2 separate regions of the Homo sapiens genome follow, and region 2 is linked to region 1. A link is an interaction called in ENCODE POLR2A ChIA-PET data of the cell type or tissue named here. Cell type or tissue: endothelial cell of umbilical vein. All regions are shown on one strand. Links, peaks and the distances in the headings refer to the core of each region. The heading gives the core; the rest is flanking DNA. Region 1 holds the start of MZB1 (marginal zone B and B1 cell specific protein). Region 2 overlaps UBE2D2 (ubiquitin conjugating enzyme E2 D2).

The links. ChIA-PET counts read pairs that join two places held together with the same protein. Peaks named below come from ENCODE experiments on the same cell type or tissue, not always from the same donor. Only the 100,000 strongest peaks of a DNase experiment are listed, where the experiment ranks them.
Region 2: POLR2A ChIA-PET joins it to region 1 with 10 read pairs; 3 of 35 experiments call an interaction of 5 or more read pairs at or near these places.

Annotation. Positions count from the first base shown.
Region 1 is chr5:139,385,357-139,393,682 of GRCh38, reverse strand. MZB1 (marginal zone B and B1 cell specific protein) reads left to right here and starts at 3,770. Exons shown (of 4, transcript NM_016459.4): 1 at 3,770-4,003; 2 at 5,098-5,222; 3 at 5,552-5,662; 4 at 5,762-6,216. The coding sequence starts at 3,827. The coding sequence ends at 5,918. It overlaps PROB1 (proline rich basic protein 1), which reads left to right. Exons shown (of 1, transcript NM_001161546.2): 1 at 1-3,091. The coding sequence ends at 1,649. It also overlaps a transcript of SLC23A1 not described here and a transcript of SPATA24 not described here. RefSeq lists enhancers at 164-373, 684-733, 1,649-1,943, 3,604-4,013, 3,990-4,537 and 5 more and silencers at 904-1,313, 2,584-2,633. In endothelial cell of umbilical vein, for the core only: CTCF peaks have their summits at 736 and 938 (motif pointing right); DNase peaks (open chromatin) are centred at 942 and 5,232; H3K4me3 peaks cover 917 bases.
Region 2 is chr5:139,595,515-139,603,840 of GRCh38, reverse strand. It overlaps UBE2D2 (ubiquitin conjugating enzyme E2 D2), which reads right to left. Exons shown (of 7, transcript NM_003339.3): 2 at 3,406-3,469. Among named protein-coding and RNA genes, the nearest start is that of UBE2D2, 38 kb to the right of the region's middle. RefSeq lists enhancers at 1-229, 230-730. In endothelial cell of umbilical vein, for the core only: no CTCF peak of the experiment used is centred there; no DNase peak of the experiment used is centred there.

The sequences.
Region 1 (8,326 bases), core at 304-8,303:
GGGAAAGGAGCCCGTCCCTCGAAGCCCCTTCCCTGTGGGAGATTCCACATTCGGCAGTCGCGGATGCGGTGGAGCCACGTAGCAGCCCGTCCCCGCCGGCCTTCTTCCCGTGGGAGGCTCCAGATCGTCCTATTGGAACTTGGGGCCCATCTCCCCAAGAGACATGGGATCCCATGGGGCCGGGCTCATCGATAGCATTTACTCAGGAAGCTCAGAATGGGTTAACTCAGGAGGAGTTGGCACCGCCTACACCGTCCGCACCCGGCACTCCAGAACCAACAGAGATGCAGAGTCCATCCACGCGGGAAATTTCAGATCTTGCCTTTGGAGGGAGTCAGCAGTCCCCAGAGGTAGCAGCACCCGAGCCGCCCGGCAGCCACCCTGTGGGCACCCTGGACGCGGATAAGTGCCCGGAAGTCTTGGGTCCTGGAGAGGCGGCCTCGGGACGCCCGCGCATGGCCATTCCGCGGCCTCGAGACGTGCGCAAGTTGGTGAAGACCACGTACGCGCCAGGCTTCCCGGCAGGAGCACAAGGCTCTGGGCTGCCTGCGCCTCCTGCCGACCCCTGCGGGGAGGAGGGCGGCGAATCCAAGACGCAAGAGCCGCCAGCACTGGGGCCCCCCGCCCCGGCTCACTACACTTCCGTTTTCATCAAGGATTTTCTACCGGTGGTGCCGCACCCCTACGAGCCTCCTGAACCGTCCTTCGACACGGTCGCCCGGGACGCCTCACAGCCCAACGGGGTCCTGCGGCGGAGGGCAGAGAACAGCACGGCGAAGCCCTTCAAGCGCACAGAGATCCGCCTGCCTGGGGCCCTGGCCTTGGGTCGCCGGCCCGAGGTAACCTCGCGAGTGCGAGCGCGCGGCCCTGGAGGAGAGAACAGGGATGTAGAGGCCCAGCGCCTGGTCCCCGACGGCGACGGTCGGACCAGCCCTCTAGGCGGCGCCCGCAGCTCATCCCAGCGCTCCCCCGTAGGGCCAGCAGGGGTCCGATCGCCCCGCCCCGGCTCCCCTCAGATGCAAGCCAGCCCGAGCCCTGGGATAGCACCCAAACCGAAGACACCACCTACGGCCCCCGAGCCCGCGGCTGCCGTCCAGGCGCCACTCCCGCGGGAGCCCCTGGCGTTGGCGGGCAGGACGGCCCCAGCCCAGCCCCGCGCTGCCTCGGCGCCTCCCACGGACCGGTCCCCGCAAAGCCCCTCCCAGGGAGCGCGCAGGCAGCCCGGGGCCGCGCCCCTGGGGAAGGTCTTGGTGGACCCCGAGAGCGGCCGCTACTACTTTGTGGAGGCGCCGCGGCAGCCTCGGCTGCGGGTGCTCTTCGACCCTGAGAGTGGGCAGTACGTGGAGGTGTTGCTGCCGCCCTCGTCTCCCGGGCCGCCCCACCGCGTCTACACCCCTCTGGCCCTGGGGCTCGGCCTCTACCCGCCCGCCTATGGGCCTATACCCAGCCTCTCTCTGCCACCGTCCCCGGGCCCGCAGGCCCTCGGCAGCCCCCAGCTACCCTGGGTCTCTGAGGCAGGGCCCCTGGACGGGACCTACTACCTGCCGGTGAGCGGGACCCCCAACCCCGCACCTCCTCTGCTCCTCTGTGCGCCGCCCTCCAGCTCAGGTCCCACCCAGCCCGGCAAGGGTTCATTGTTCCCGCTGTGAGGCCCCGGGCCGATCCCCATGGAGTTGGAGCCCTTGGATGCCTGGGAGGTTCTGGCATCCAAGCCCCTACCCTCCTCTCCTTCCGTCGCCTCTGTCTTTAACCCATCCCAGTCAGTCGTCGGACAGGAAGTGATCTTCAGAGAATGAATCTGAGCCCCGAGGCTGGTGGAGCTGGAGTCACCCAGGAAGTGGCTGCCTACTTCCTCCCCCAACAAAATTATGTATCCCTTTCCCAGGCATTCCCAGGGCGTGGTGTGGTGTGGTGTGTGGGTGTGTGTATATGTGTATATGCGGGCAAGCAAATAGGGAAAGTGAGGCATCCCTGGGCTTGTCCCCAGGAGCCGATCAGAGGAGGTGCTGTGGCTGCCGTGGGGCAGCAGGAACGGGAGCAGCAGGAGACAGGGCGGGGAACTGTCTGCCCTCCCTGATGGTGGGCCCAGCTGAGGTGAGGCTGGCCAGTGCCCCTGGTGAGGTGGCAGGAAGGACTCTGGCTGTCGAGTCTGCTCTTAGGAAGAGGAGCTGAGCTTTGGCCCTGGAGGTTACTGGGGGGAAAGTGGCCAGTACAGCCCAGGCCAGGCTGGCTCCGAGAAAGAGCTAAGGCGGGGGACAGCAGGTGGAGGCAAAGCAAGGAATACAGGGAGGGCCTGGGTTGGGGGTTAGCCTGGAACTTGGGGTGGGAAGATGGGGAGCCTGGCCCTCAGAGCTGAGCTGACTCATTTTTGGGCCAGGGGTGGGGCTTCAGTCCCCCACCCCCTACATCGGGAGTAGGTGAAATGGTCATCAGGAAGCTCTGAGAAGAGGGAGGGTTGGGCTCTTGTCCCACAGGAGCCTCTTGACCCCTCTGTGTGGCCAGAAGGTGGGTTAGGGCCAGCAGTAGAAGCGATACCCCTGGTGGAGTATCCAGAGGGATCTGAAGCTCTTGGCAGGTTCCACTCCCCAGTAACAGATGTGGCAACAATGGCCAGAGAGGGGCTGGCCCTACAGACCAGTCACAGCAAGGGACAGGGCCCAGAGCCTGCACTTCAGTTGCCCTGAGATTCCAGGAGCCTCTGAGGGAGATGAGGGGGGTCTGCATGAGGTGGGAGGTGGTGTGCGTGGGGGTCTGTATATAGTTCTGAACCGGAAATGGCTGGCCCTTGCCAGCCTGGTGTGTGATGTGATGAGTTTGGGAAGGACAGTTTCCATGAGAAGCAGTGGCAGGGATGGGGATGGATGCCTTCGTTGTTCCAGGCCTGTCAGGGGGCCCAGGTCCCTAGCAGTCCCTGCCCTCTGCCCTGGACTGGAAGCTGACTAGGAGAGCTACGAATCAGAACAACTGGCCATTTTCTAGCTGGAGATGCCAGCTCCGATGGCATGGAGGGCCCTGGGGCCACCCCAGGTGTCTTTACCTCATCCTGGTGTGTAATAAATCACTGACCATGGAGCCATCATGGCTGAAATAACTGGTGTGAGGTGCCTGATTTCCTGCCACAGCCTCTCAACACCCTCCACAGTGCCCTTCCACGCCTGGGTATGGCCTGGGTGGAGGGGACCTCAGGGCTAGGGAAGGAGACCATGTGTGTCTTGGAAACACTGTAGCATCCCTGTCTCCCTGAACTTGCCTCCCAGGAGGCTGGCAGCCACACCTCATTCCTTCTGGTGGTTGAGTGGCCAGGGAGCCTTGGGGTCAATCAGGCTTGGGTTTCTCAGCATGGCCCCTCTAGCTATGTGGCCTTGGATTTGTCACCTCTCTCTGAGCCTTTGTGTCGGAAGAGGCAGAATAAACATGACAGTCTCATTTCTCAGAAAGGTCAATGAAACAAAAAAAGATGACGGCAGCCAACCAACTCTTCCCACAAGGCACTCAGCACAGTGCCTGCCACTTGGCCAGATCACAGGATGTGGGCAGTATCGGCCCCTATGTGTTCCTGCCTAGGCCCAGCCCCTCTCCTTGCCTCAGTGCTCCCTATCTGTGAAATGGAGCTGAGATGGCTGGAGCCAGGGTCCAGCTAGAGGACAATGCCCACGTGGCATCTTCGGGGCCCTGGAGGAGGGAGTGGGAGGAGGATGGGAGGGGTGAGGTGTCAGTTCCCCATTGGTCTAGGCCAGGTGTTCTGTGGCGGTCCCCACACCACACAAGCACACACACATCTGCACCTCAACCACAGACTACACTTGCTGAACTGGCTCCTGGGGCCATGAGGCTGTCACTGCCACTGCTGCTGCTGCTGCTGGGAGCCTGGGCCATCCCAGGGGGCCTCGGGGACAGGGCGCCACTCACAGCCACAGCCCCACAACTGGATGATGAGGAGATGTACTCAGCCCACATGCCCGCTCACCTGCGCTGTGATGCCTGCAGAGCTGTGGCTTACCAGGTGAGTCCTTCACCACTGTCACCCTGCCCTGCTCACACCCCTTCTCAAGCCAGACCCCTCCACCCACCTCACATTCCACCACCGGCCTTTGATCCCCAATCCCTACCACTGGGCATCAAGCCACAGATGCAGCCTTTCATATATTCCATGCCTCAGTTTACCCATCTGCCTGCCTAACAGCAGACAATCTGGGAGACCTCCTCAGTATTTTGAGACCCCAGGGAATCACTCACTTGTCCTTAGACTTCTCCCTTTCCAGGCCCATCCTTGAGTCCGGACTCCCTCCCCAACCCTGACGGGGCGGCTTTGGCTATGTGTACATGGTGCAAGTGCACACGTGTGAGCGCCTGCACGTGAGTATGCGTGTGTCTGGCTTCACACACACACCTGCTGAGCATGCCTGCGTGCCAGTGTCTCTGTGAGGTGGGGGCCTGGGAGTACTTGTGTGATTGAATATTGGGCTCCAGTTTTTCTTACCTTGCTCTTGTGGTTTAAAATGGCACGTGCCGGCCGGGCGCGGTGGCTCACGCCTGTAATCCCAGCACTTTGGGAGGCTGAGCGGGGCCGATCGCCTGAACTCAGGAGTTCGAGACCAGCCTGGCCAACATGGTGAAACCCCGTCACTACTGAAAATACAAAATTTTAGCCGGGTGTGGTGGCACATACCTGTAGTCCCAGCTACCTGGGAGGCTGAGGGAGAAGAATCACTTGAACCTGGGAGGTGGAGGCTGCAGTGAGCTGAGATCGTACCACTGCACTCCAGCCTGGGCGACGAACGGCGTGAGACTCTCTCTAAATAAATAAATAAATAAAAATAAAATGACACTTGCCACTGGGCAGGTGTGCCCTGGACGAGGGACCCCAGTGCCCAGGCCTCACCTACCACTTCAGCATTTCTTTCCCATCCCCCATCCCCATCCCAGAGAGCTTTGGGGGCTGGGGGAGGGGCCATGCAACAGCCTCACAGGTGCTTCCTGCTCAAACGGCTCTCTTGCCACTTTATTTTCCCCAGAGACTCTGCTCCTATCCTCCCCACCTCCCCCTAACTGAGCAGCAGTCCTGAGGCCCTGCCTCCCAGTCCCTCCTTGTTCCAGATGTGGCAAAATCTGGCAAAGGCAGAGACCAAACTTCATACCTCAAACTCTGGGGGGCGGCGGGAGCTGAGCGAGTTGGTCTACACGGATGTCCTGGACCGGAGCTGCTCCCGGAACTGGCAGGAGTGAGTTGCCAATCCTGCCCCCCACCTCCCTCCTCCAAGGGCAGGCCTGGTGGGTGGAGATTCCCACTCAGCCGCTCACACAACACACACACTCCTCTAGGACTCTGGTCCAAGGGAGGGGCTGGCTGGGATGAAGTCTGGGCTCTGGAGCTGAGAGCAAGTGGGAGAGCAGAGGGCCAGTGGACAAGGTCACCTTGTGACCTTGGGCCAGGGGCTTTCCCTCTCTGAATTCCACAAATGCCCAGCATGTCCAGCTTGCTGTGGAGATGGGTCTCTCCCTGGCTGGGCTCCTGCCAAAACTGTACTCCTCTCCTCTCCACTGCCACCAGCTACGGAGTTCGAGAAGTGGACCAAGTGAAACGTCTCACAGGCCCAGGACTTAGCGAGGGGCCAGAGCCAAGCATCAGCGTGATGGTCACAGGGGGCCCCTGGCCTACCAGGTGATGCCCGGGGCTTGGGGATAGGATGAAGCTCCTGGAGCCTTGGTTTGCCCCACTGTGGGCTGGGCAGCATCTGAGGCTCCTGCTGGGCTCCCCTAGGCTCTCCAGGACATGTTTGCACTACTTGGGGGAGTTTGGAGAAGACCAGATCTATGAAGCCCACCAACAAGGCCGAGGGGCTCTGGAGGCATTGCTATGTGGGGGACCCCAGGGGGCCTGCTCAGAGAAGGTGTCAGCCACAAGAGAAGAGCTCTAGTCCTGGACTCTACCCTCCTCTGAAAGAAGCTGGGGCTTGCTCTGACGGTCTCCACTCCCGTCTGCAGGCAGCCAGGAGGGCAGGAAGCCCTTGCTCTGTGCTGCCATCCTGCCTCCCTCCTCCAGCCTCAGGGCACTCGGGCCTGGGTGGGAGTCAACGCCTTCCCCTCTGGACTCAAATAAAACCCAGTGACCTCACTTCTTTTCTCTGCAAAAGGTGCTTGTGGGGCTGGGAGTGCAGACATTGGTGTTTCTGCTGATGTCCCTTGTGAAAAAAAAAAAAAAACTCTCAAAATCAATTTTTTTTTTTTGAGACAGTCTCACTCTGTCACCCAGGCTGGAGTGCAGTGTTCTTGGCTCGATGCAACCTCCACCTCCCAGGTTCAGGCGATTCTCCCACCTCAGCCTCCTGAGTAGCTGGGATTACAGGCACCCACCATCATGCCCGGCTAATTTTTGTATTTTTAGTAGAGACGGGATTTCACCATGTTGGCCAGGCTGGTCTTGAACTCCTGACCTCAGGTGATCCGCTCGCCTTGGCTTCCCAAAGTGCTGAGATTACAGGCATGAGCCACCGCGCCCGGCCTTCAAAATGCTTTTTCTATTCTCTCACTCGACAACAGCACAGAAGATGGCTGTGACCGAATGCGTGGGGGCTTTCCCCCACACACCAGGCAAGCAATTCTGCAGCTGACACCAGCTGGGTGCCCTCCAAAATTCAATTCTGGCACTATCTACCTGGAGATAGTGTCAGATCCCACAGGCTGAGGGCTCAGTCCACCATTCTGTCCCCCATTCAGACACCAGTTCCAACTCCAGGCCTCTGGAGCTTCTGGCCTACTGGCTTCAAGATGAGGTTCCCACAACCCCCTCTTTTGAGTTCAACTAATTTGCTAGAGTGGTTCGCAGAGCTCAGAGAAACGTTTACCAGTTTATTATAAAGGATGTTACAAAGGATACAGATGCAGAGATGTGTAGGGCAAGGTATGGGGAATGGGCTCGGAGCTTCCATGCCCTCCATGGATGCAACACCGTCCAGGAACCTCCACGTGTTCAGCTATCCAGAAGATCTCTGAACCCTGCAATTTTGAGTTTCTGTGGATAATTCATTACGTAGGTATGATTCATTAAGCCATTGGCCATTGGCGAACAACTTACCCTCCAACCTGTCTGCCCTCCCTTGACTGGGGATGGGGGGTGAGGGGAGGCTGAAATCCTGCCTTGGTCTCTCTGGTGACCAGCCCCTGTCCTGAAGCTACCCTAGGGGCTGCCAGCCATCAGTCAATCATTAGCACACAAGAAGACATCATTTTGGGGATTCTAAGATTTTAGAAATTGTACTCCAGGAAACAGAGGTCAAAGACCAAATATATATTTCACAATATTACATCCCTCCTACAGAAGGCCAAATTTGCATCCCTACAACTTCCAGAGGTAAGAGGGAGCCATCAATGGTGTGGTGATGTAATCGCCCAAAGGGTTCACCTTGCTCAAGCCTAGACAGAGCCGATTGCTCAAGACAGGGGAATTGCAATAAAGACTAATTAACGCAGAGCTGGCTGTGCAGGAGACCAGCGTTTTACTATTACTCAAATCAGTCTCCCCAAGCATTCAGGGAGCAGAGTTTTTAAGGACAACTTGGTGGATGGCGGGGAAGCCAGTGAGCCAGGAGTGCTGATTGGTCAGGACTGAAATCATAGGGAGTTGAAGCTGTCTCCTTGCCTTGAGTCAGTTCCTAGGTGGAGGCCACAAGTCCCAACGAGCCAATTTATGGATCTGGGTGATGCCAGCTGATCTATCAAGTGCAGGGTCTGCAAAGTATCTCAAGCACTGATCTTAGGAGCAGTTTAGAGAGGGTCAGAATCTTGTAACCTCTAGCTGCATGACTCCTAAACCAAAATTTCTCATCTTGTGGCTAATGTTGCTCCATCCTACAAAGGCAATCTAGTCCTCAGGCAAGAAGGAGGTCTGCTTTGAGAAAGGGCTGTTATTGTCTTTGTTTTAGACTATAAACTAAAAACTAAGTTTCTCCCAAGGTTAGTTCAGCCTACACTCAGGAATGAAGAAAGACAACTTGGAGGTTAGAAGCAAGATGGAACTGATTAAGTTAGATCTCTTTCACTGTCTCAGTCATAATTTTGCAAAGGTGGTTTCAGTGACATCCCAGGTCTTCAGAGCCTTCATGAGAAAAGAGAACCAAGGAAAACTGTGCACGCAGGCCACCTTGTGGCACACCTATTCCAGCCACTCCATGCTATCTGCACCCCTCCGAGAACACACGTCTCACTGGGTCTACACCCAATGGCTGTTCATTTTCCACACTCTGCCTTTGACCCCAGCTGGTATGGATGGGCCCTGGGTTTCTGACCAGCCAGATTCAACATTTTGGTTCTCAGTCCTGCTTTCTCT
Region 2 (8,326 bases), core at 41-8,040, 210 kb before region 1:
AATAGATGGGATTACAGCTCCCACCACCACACCTGGCTAATTTCTTGTATTTTTATTTTTAGTAGACGGGGTTTCACCAGAGTTCAAGGCCAGACTGGTCTTGATTGAATTCCTGGCCTCAGGTAATCCACCTGCCTCGGCCTCCCAAAGTGCTGGCATTACAGGCGTACAGACGTGAGACACCACACCCAGCCTTTTTTTTTTTTTTTTTTTTTTTCGGAGACAGAGTCTCACTCTGTCACCCAGGCTGGAGTGTAGTGGCGGGATCTCGGCTCACCACAACCTCCGCCTCCCAGTTCCAACGATTCTCCTGCCTCAGCCTCCTAGGTAGCTGGGATTATAGGCAGGCGCCACCGCGCCCAGCTAATTTTTGTATTTTTAGTAGAGACAGGGTTTCACCATGTTGGCCAGGCTGGTCTTGAACTCCTGGCCTCCCAAAGTGCTAGGATTACAGACGTGAACCATCGCACTCGGCTGTGGGAGAGTTTTATTTAACTCTCCAAAGGGAACAATTTTTCAACCTGAGAAAGAAATGTATAGTGCTAACTATGGCAGAAGCAAAGCAAAGACAAATTACTTTAGCATGCTAAAGAAAACTTCAAAATTGAAATCAAATCCCCTGACTCCAACCACTTTTAATTAAAGATTTTCAGCCATTCTTAACTTGGAGGAATTTACCTAAAAGCACTTTTCCAACTGAATAGAAAGAGTACACTGATGTATGTGGCCCATATGATACAGTGGAAGGACAAACTAGAATCAGAAAACCTGAGAGTGAGTTCACATGGAGAATCTCCATGAGATTCTCATGGGACTTTTTTCTAAAACAATTTAAAATTTCTACTCCACTCACCTAAATGAGTTGTTGTAAGGCTTAAATGAGACAACGTGTGTAACAGCACTTACTAAATTATTTTGTATAGTTTAAGTACTTAGCCTGCCTTGTTTGGTACCAAATACTATAGTTACTCACGCTAGGTAAGTCAGAATATAATAATGTAAATGAGTTTTTTCATGACATGTACTTAGACTCATAATTTATAATATTTATCTATTTGTAAAGTAATCCTTGTGAAAGGGCCTTGCTTTGATTCTTCAGGATTTAGCAGACCAGACACATTCTTTTTTTCCGTTTTTTGTTGTTGTTGTTGTTGTTTTTGTTTTGAGAGAGTCTCGCTCCCGTTGCCCAGGCTGGAGTGCAGTTGTGCAACCTTGGCTCACTACAGCCTCAACTGCCTGGACTCAAGCGATCCTCCCACCTTAAACTCCTGAGTAGCTGGGGCTACAGGCATGCACCACCAGGCCAGGCTAATTTTTGTATTTTTTTGTAGAGAGAGGGTTTCACCATGTTGCCCAGGCTGGTCTCGCACTCCTGGGCTCAAGTGATCTGCCTGCCTCAGCCTCCCAAAGCACTGAGATTACAGGTGTGAGCCACTGGGCTGGGCCCAGACACAACATTATTAAGAAAAATCAGGAAAAAACAATTTGAGGCCAGGCGCAGTAGCTCACGCCTGTAATTCCAGAACTTTGGGAGGCCAAGGCAGGTGGATCACCTAAGGTCAGGAATTCAAGACCAGCCTCGCCAACATGGCGAAACCCCGTCTCTACTAAAAATACAAAAACTAGCCAGGTGTGGTGGCAGGTGCCTGTAATCCAAGCTACTTGGAAGGCTGAGGCAGGAGAATGGCATGAACCCAGGAGGCGGAGCTTGCAGTGAGCCGAGGTCACGCCACTGCACTCCAGCACGGGCAACAGAGTGAGACTCCATCTTAAAAAACAAAACAAACAAACAAAAAAATATTAAACATAAGCTAATTTAACCATGTACTCATTTTGGTCTGAATCTACATATTTACACAAGTGTTTGTAAGTATGCATACTTTAAAATATTTGTTAAATGTTACAAATTTTTTTTTCTTTTTTTTTTTTTTGAGAGTAAGTCTCACTCTGTCACGCAGGCTGGAGTGCAGTGGCACAATCTCAGCTCACTGCAACCTCTGCCTCCTGGATTCAAGCAGTTGTCTGCCTCAACCTCCCAAGTAGGTGGGATTACAGGCGCCTGTCACCATGCCTGGCTAAATTTTTTTCTATTTTTAGTAGAGGCGGGGTTTCACCATCTTGGCCAGGATGGTCTCAAACTCTGACCTCGTGATCCGCCCGCCTCGGCCTTTCAAAGTGCTGGGATTAGAGGCATGAGCCATGACGCCCCGTCCTGTTTTTATTTTTTGAGACAGCGTCTCACTCTGTCGCCCAAGCTGGAGTGCAGTGGCATGGTCCTGGCTCACTGTAAACTCTGCTACCCAGGCTCAGGCTAAAGCAAACCTCCCACCTTAGCCTTCCAAGTAGCTCGGACTACCAGCATGCACCAACATACCCGGCTAATTTTTTTGTGTGTTTTTTGTAGAGACAGGGCTTCACCATGTTGACCAAGCTGGTCTTGAACTCCTGGGCTCAATTGATTCACCTGCCTCGGTCTCCTAAAGTGCTGGGATTAGGGACATGAGCCATCACACCCAACCAAATGTTACAGTTTTTTGTGAATTAGTTTTACATCACATAGCATAGTCTCATTCAAATATCCCCTCTTTAAAAAAAGTTAAAAGACACTATATGGGAAAAAATTATGTTGAAATGAAGTGGAACAAAGAGGAAATTATCATCTAATGTATGCATTAAGATCATCTTTTTAGACAAAATTAAGCAGATAAATTGGACATTAAAAATAAAGACCTGCTTTTGGCCAGGTGTGGTGGTTCATGCCTATAATCCCAGCACTTTGGGAGGCCAAAGCGGGCGGATCACCTGAGGCCAGGAGTTTGAGACCAGCCTGGCCAACATGGCGAAACCACGAATCTACTAAAAATACAAAAATTAATCAGGCGTGGTGGCATGCACCTGTAATCCCAGATACTCGAGAGGCTGAGGCACGAGAATCACTTGAACCCAGGAAGCAGAGGCTGCAGTGAGCTGAGATCACGCCACTGCACTCCAGCCCGGGCTTGACAGAGCGAGACCCTGTCTCAAGAAAAAAATAAATAAAGACCTGATTTCGCAAGTATGAGTCAGTAGAAAGTCAGACACAGACACACATACTATCATCCTTAGTATTATCTTACTCAAGAATAATAGCTAGTTGTAGGTAAAAGCTTAAATATTTCACTCCAGGAAAATACCCAGAAGGGATGAAGGTAAGGTAGGAGAGGACTAGAACAACTACATAGCCAATACCTGGCAGAAGATTCAAAATGTAATGAACAACACAGATGATAATGGGATGAACATAGAGTTGCTCCCTTCATGGGCCACTAAGGGTTAAACACTGCCTCTTCCCTATACCATAATTGTTTCTTCACACAAAATAACCACTGTTATGCTATTACTCCATTATTCCTTTTAAATACTTACTATCATCTCCAACAGGACCTGCTGAACACTGTGCTGGAGGGTCCCGTGCCAGATCATTCAATTCCTACAGAAAAAAGAAAGAAAAGAAATATATTCAACATAAATGTACCTTTTATCCATTACTAAAGTTTATATTGTTACCAATATTCTCTGTCCTGCTGGTGAAACTCTCTTAAGAGCATTCCTTCAGAGTAAGAGATGAGTAGATTGGTGAATCTTTAAGGTATTTTGGATTCTTCAAGGCAATGTGTATTTTTTTAAAGTGGGTCATTTTTGCTTTGTTCAGAGCTTAGCAAATAAATACAATCAGGAAGGTAAAACATGTGTCATGTATTATGGGCCGGGCGTGATGGCTCACACCTGTAATCCCAGCACTTTGGGAGGCTGAGGCGGGCAGATCACTTGAGGTCAGGAGTTCGAGACCAGCCTGGCCAACAAGCCTGTCTCTACTGAAGATAGAAAAAATTAGCTGGGCATGGTGATACATGCCTGTCATACCAGCTACTCAGGAGGCTGAGGCAGGAGAATCCCTTGAACCAGGGAGGCGGAGGTTGCAGTAAGCCAAGATTGCACCACTGCACTCCAGCCTGGGTGATAGAGCGAGACTCCATTTCAAAAAAACAAACAAACAAAAAACATGTATTATGTATTAAAGAGCCAAAAATACTGTTTTTTTTGTTTGTTTGTTGTTTGTTTTTTGAGACGGAGTCTTGCTCTGTCGCCCAGGCTGGAGTGCAGTGGCGCAATCTCAGCTGACTGCAAGCTCCGCCTCCAGGGTTCACGCCATTCTCCTGCCTCAGCCTCCCGAGTAGCTGGGACTACAGGTGCCCGACCCAAACGCCCGGCTAACTTTTTGTATTTTTAGTAGAGACAGGGTTTCACCGTGTTAGCCAGGATGATCTCAATCTCCTGACCTGGTGATCCGCCCACCTTGGCCTCCCAAAGTGCTGGGATTACAGGCGTGAGCCACCGCGCCTGGCCAAAATTGTTTTAATGTAAACATTTCATTTATTATTTTTCAAAAAAAAAATTTAAGGCCAATTTTTGTACCTCAAAACTATTAGGTTACACTTGGGACAAGCTCCTAAAGTCATAAATGTTCCAAAATTATACTGGACCATCTGACAAGTTGATATGCTTTCAGTGGAAGTCCACTACCAGGGTTCTAAAAGTAGAAAAAACTTTGAAGGAATATATTTTAGGCTGGGCACAGTGGCTCATGCTTGTAATCCCAGCACTTTGTGGGGCCGAGGTGGGAGGATCACCTGACGTCAGGAGTTCGAGACCAGCCTAGCCTGGTGAACATGGTAAAACCCCATTTCTACTAAAAATACAAAAATTAGCCGAGCGTAGTGGGTGCATGTCTATAGTCCCAGCTACTCGGGAGGCTACAGCAGGAGTATTGCTTGAACCCAGGAGGCAGAGGTTGCAGTGAGCCAAGATCATGCCACTACACTCCAGCCTGGGACAACAGAACGAGACTTTGTCTCAAAAAAAAAAAAAAAAAAAAAAAAAAGGAATATATTTTAAAAGGCTGACTGAAGTAATAAAAGCCACCATAGAGCTTTGTAGTTCCCAGGAGCGATGGCTCACACCTGTAATCCCAACACTTTGGGAGGCCAAGGTGGCGCCAATCACTTGAGGCCAGGAGCTTGAAACCAGCCTGGCCAACATAGCAAGACCCCATCTGTACTAAAAAAACACAAAATTAGCTGGGAGTGGTGGCACACGCCTGTAATCCCAGCTACTTGAGAGGCTCAGGCAGAAGTAATGCTTGAACCCAGGAAAGGGAGGTTGCAGTGAGCCGAGATCATGCCACTGCACTCCAGCCTGGGTGACAGAGGGAGACTCCATCTCAAAAAAAAAAAAAAAAAAAAAAAAAAGGCTTTGTAGTCAGAGATTGGTCTACCTGGAATAATGCTTTACAACCAGTTACCAGCTTCTCAGCTTTTTAAACATAAAAGCCCAGAAACTTGAGACTTGTTATTGGGTGAGGATGCCTGAAAAATCACAAGGCAGGAAATCATACTATATTCCATTTCCCCTCAGCTTGGTTTTTGAGACAAAAAGAAAGTTCTCAAGAAGAACTAGTTTTGATTATACTTTAAAACTACAAGAGTAAAAACAGTAAAGTCTAAGATTTTTTAAATCCAAAACCATTTAGACTCTTATGTCGTTTCATCCTGTCTGTAAGCTTGGAGTACACAAAGCATAAAGTACAGAAATAAAGTTTGAAAAAGGGCCAGGCACAGTGACTCATGCCTGTAATCCCAGCACGAGGCTGAGGCAGGCAGATCACGAGGTCAGGAGATCGAGACCATCCTGGCTAACATGGTGAAACCCCATCTCTACTAAAAATATAAAAAATTAGCCAGGCATGGTGGCGGGTGCCTGTAGTCCCAGCTACTCGGGAGGCTGAGGCAGAAGAATGGTGTGAACCCGGGAGGTGGAGCTGGCAGTGAGCCAAGATCACGCCACTGCACTCCAGCCTGGGCGACAGAGCGAGACTTCGTCTCAAAAAAAAAGAAATAAAGTTTGAATAAAAAGAAGGCTCTGGATTGAGATAACGATTAACTTACTCAAATATCTCAAATTTTAGATTTTATGTCTCTAAAATAGAGATTTTCTGCCCATCTCAAGAAAAAAAGTAATAGCCTACTGTATAGTTCCCATTCTCAAATATTACTGACAGCACAGGTTGGTATAACTAAGAACACCTGGCTTTATTTAAGACATTGCTATAGCAACAGGTTGTTAATTAAAATATAACTTGAATTTAACAATTTAACAATTGAACAATTCTGAAGTCCTGCCATGTTCATTAAGTGGAATTTTACTTTTGATTTCGCTTTAATCTTTTGCCCCTTTCAAACTGAGTTACTTTTTTCCATGCTGAATAACATCAAGGTTTTTAACTCAAGAGCTAAGATTTATCTAAGCAGAATACAAGATCCATCAGTCCATTTCAGGAGCCAATATAATTTTAAAACCCTAAGCCAAACTTAGGCTAATAGACATTTAACACACTCATTCAACACTTCCTTGGCTGATGGCACTGATACAGCTGAATCTCAAAAGCATACTGCTAAGTGAAAGAAGCCAGACATAAGGCTACATGATGTATGATTCCATTTATATGACATTCTAGAACAGGCAAAACTATAGTGACAGAAAGCAGATCCATGGTTCCAGTGGCTGGAGGGAGTTGGAGGGGGGAATAACTATAAAAGAGACATGAAGAAAATTTGAGGAGTGATAGAAATGTTCAAAATCATTATTTTGGTAGAGATTGGACAACTATATTTGTCAAAACTCAAATTGTACACTAAATGTTACTGTAATACCCTATCTCAAAGTTGTTTATTATTTTTTTTAATGTAATTTTTTTTTTAGATGGAGTCTTGCTCTGTTGCTCAGGCTGGATGCAGTGGCACGATCTTGGCTCACTGCAAGCTCCGCCTCCCGGGTTCACGCCATTCTCCTGCCTCAGCCTCCTGAGCAGCTGGGACTACAGGTGCCCACCACCACGCCGGGCTAATTTTTTTTGTATTTTTAGAAGAGATGGGGTTTCACCGTGTTAGCAGGATGGTCTCGATCTCCTGACCTCGTGATCTGCCCACCTCGGCCTCCCAAAGTGCTGGGATTACAGGAGTGAGCCACCGCACCTGGCCTATTATTATTATTATTATTATTTTAATGCAGAGACAAGGTCTCACTATGTTTCCCAGGCTGGTGTCTAATGCCTAGACTCAAGCGATCCTTCCGCCTCAGCCTCCCAAAGTGCTGGAATTACAGGTGTGAGCCACAGTGCCTGGCCAGTTTTTTATTCTTAAAAGTACATTTGGGCTGGGCACGGTAGCTCACACCTGTAATCCCAGCACTTTGGGAGGCCAAGGCGGGTGGATCACAAGGTCAGGACTTCGAGACCAGCATGACCAACATGGTGAAACCCCATCTCTAAAAAAAATACAAAAATTAGCTGGGTGTGGTGGCGCACACCTGTAATCCCATTTACCGGGGAGGCTGAGGCAGGAGAATCGCTTGAACCCAGGAGGCGGAGGTTGCAGTGAGCTGAGATTGTGACACTGCACTCCAGCCTGGGTGACAGAGCGAGACTCTGTCACACACACATACACACACACAGGACATTCAGATTCAGAAACAGATCTTTTTTAAAAAAGAAAAAGCACGTAACTATCCATCTTTACATGTGCATAAAATATCTCCCAAGAATACACAAGAAACGCCAGGCACAGGGGCTCATACCTGTAATCCCAGCACTTTGGGAGGCTGAGGTGGGCGGATCATGAGGTCAGGAGTTCGAGACCAGCCTGGCCAACATGCTGAAACCCCATCTCTACTAAAAATACAAAAATTAGCCGGGCATGGTGGCGCGCGCCTGTAGTCCCAGCTACTCGGGAGGCTGAGGCAGGAGAATTGCCTGAACGAGGGAGGCGGAGGTTGCAGTGAGCCCAGATCTCACCGCTGCACTCCAGCCTGGGTGATAGAGTGAGACTCTGTCTCAAAAAAAAAAAAAAAAAAACAACAAAAAACAAAAAAAAAACCCACAAGAAACTAGTTAATAAATAATTGCCTTTAGGAAGGAAAGCTTAGGGGTGAGAATGAGAACTATATATATTGCTTTTACACATTTTGAATTTTATAAAAGTGTGTATATTGCCCATTTGAAAAATAAATTACCCTTTAAAATTTTCTTTTTCTTTTTTTAACCAACTGGGTCTGTGCAAGAATTATCCTGACTGTAAGTGTGGATTAAAATAGCTGTTAAAAATTGTCATCATGGCTGGGCACAGTGGCTCACCTGAGGTCAGGAGTTCGAGACCAGCCTGGCCAACATGGCGAAACCCCATCTTTACTAAAAGTACAAAAATTAGCCAGGCGTGGTGGGGGCTCCTATAAT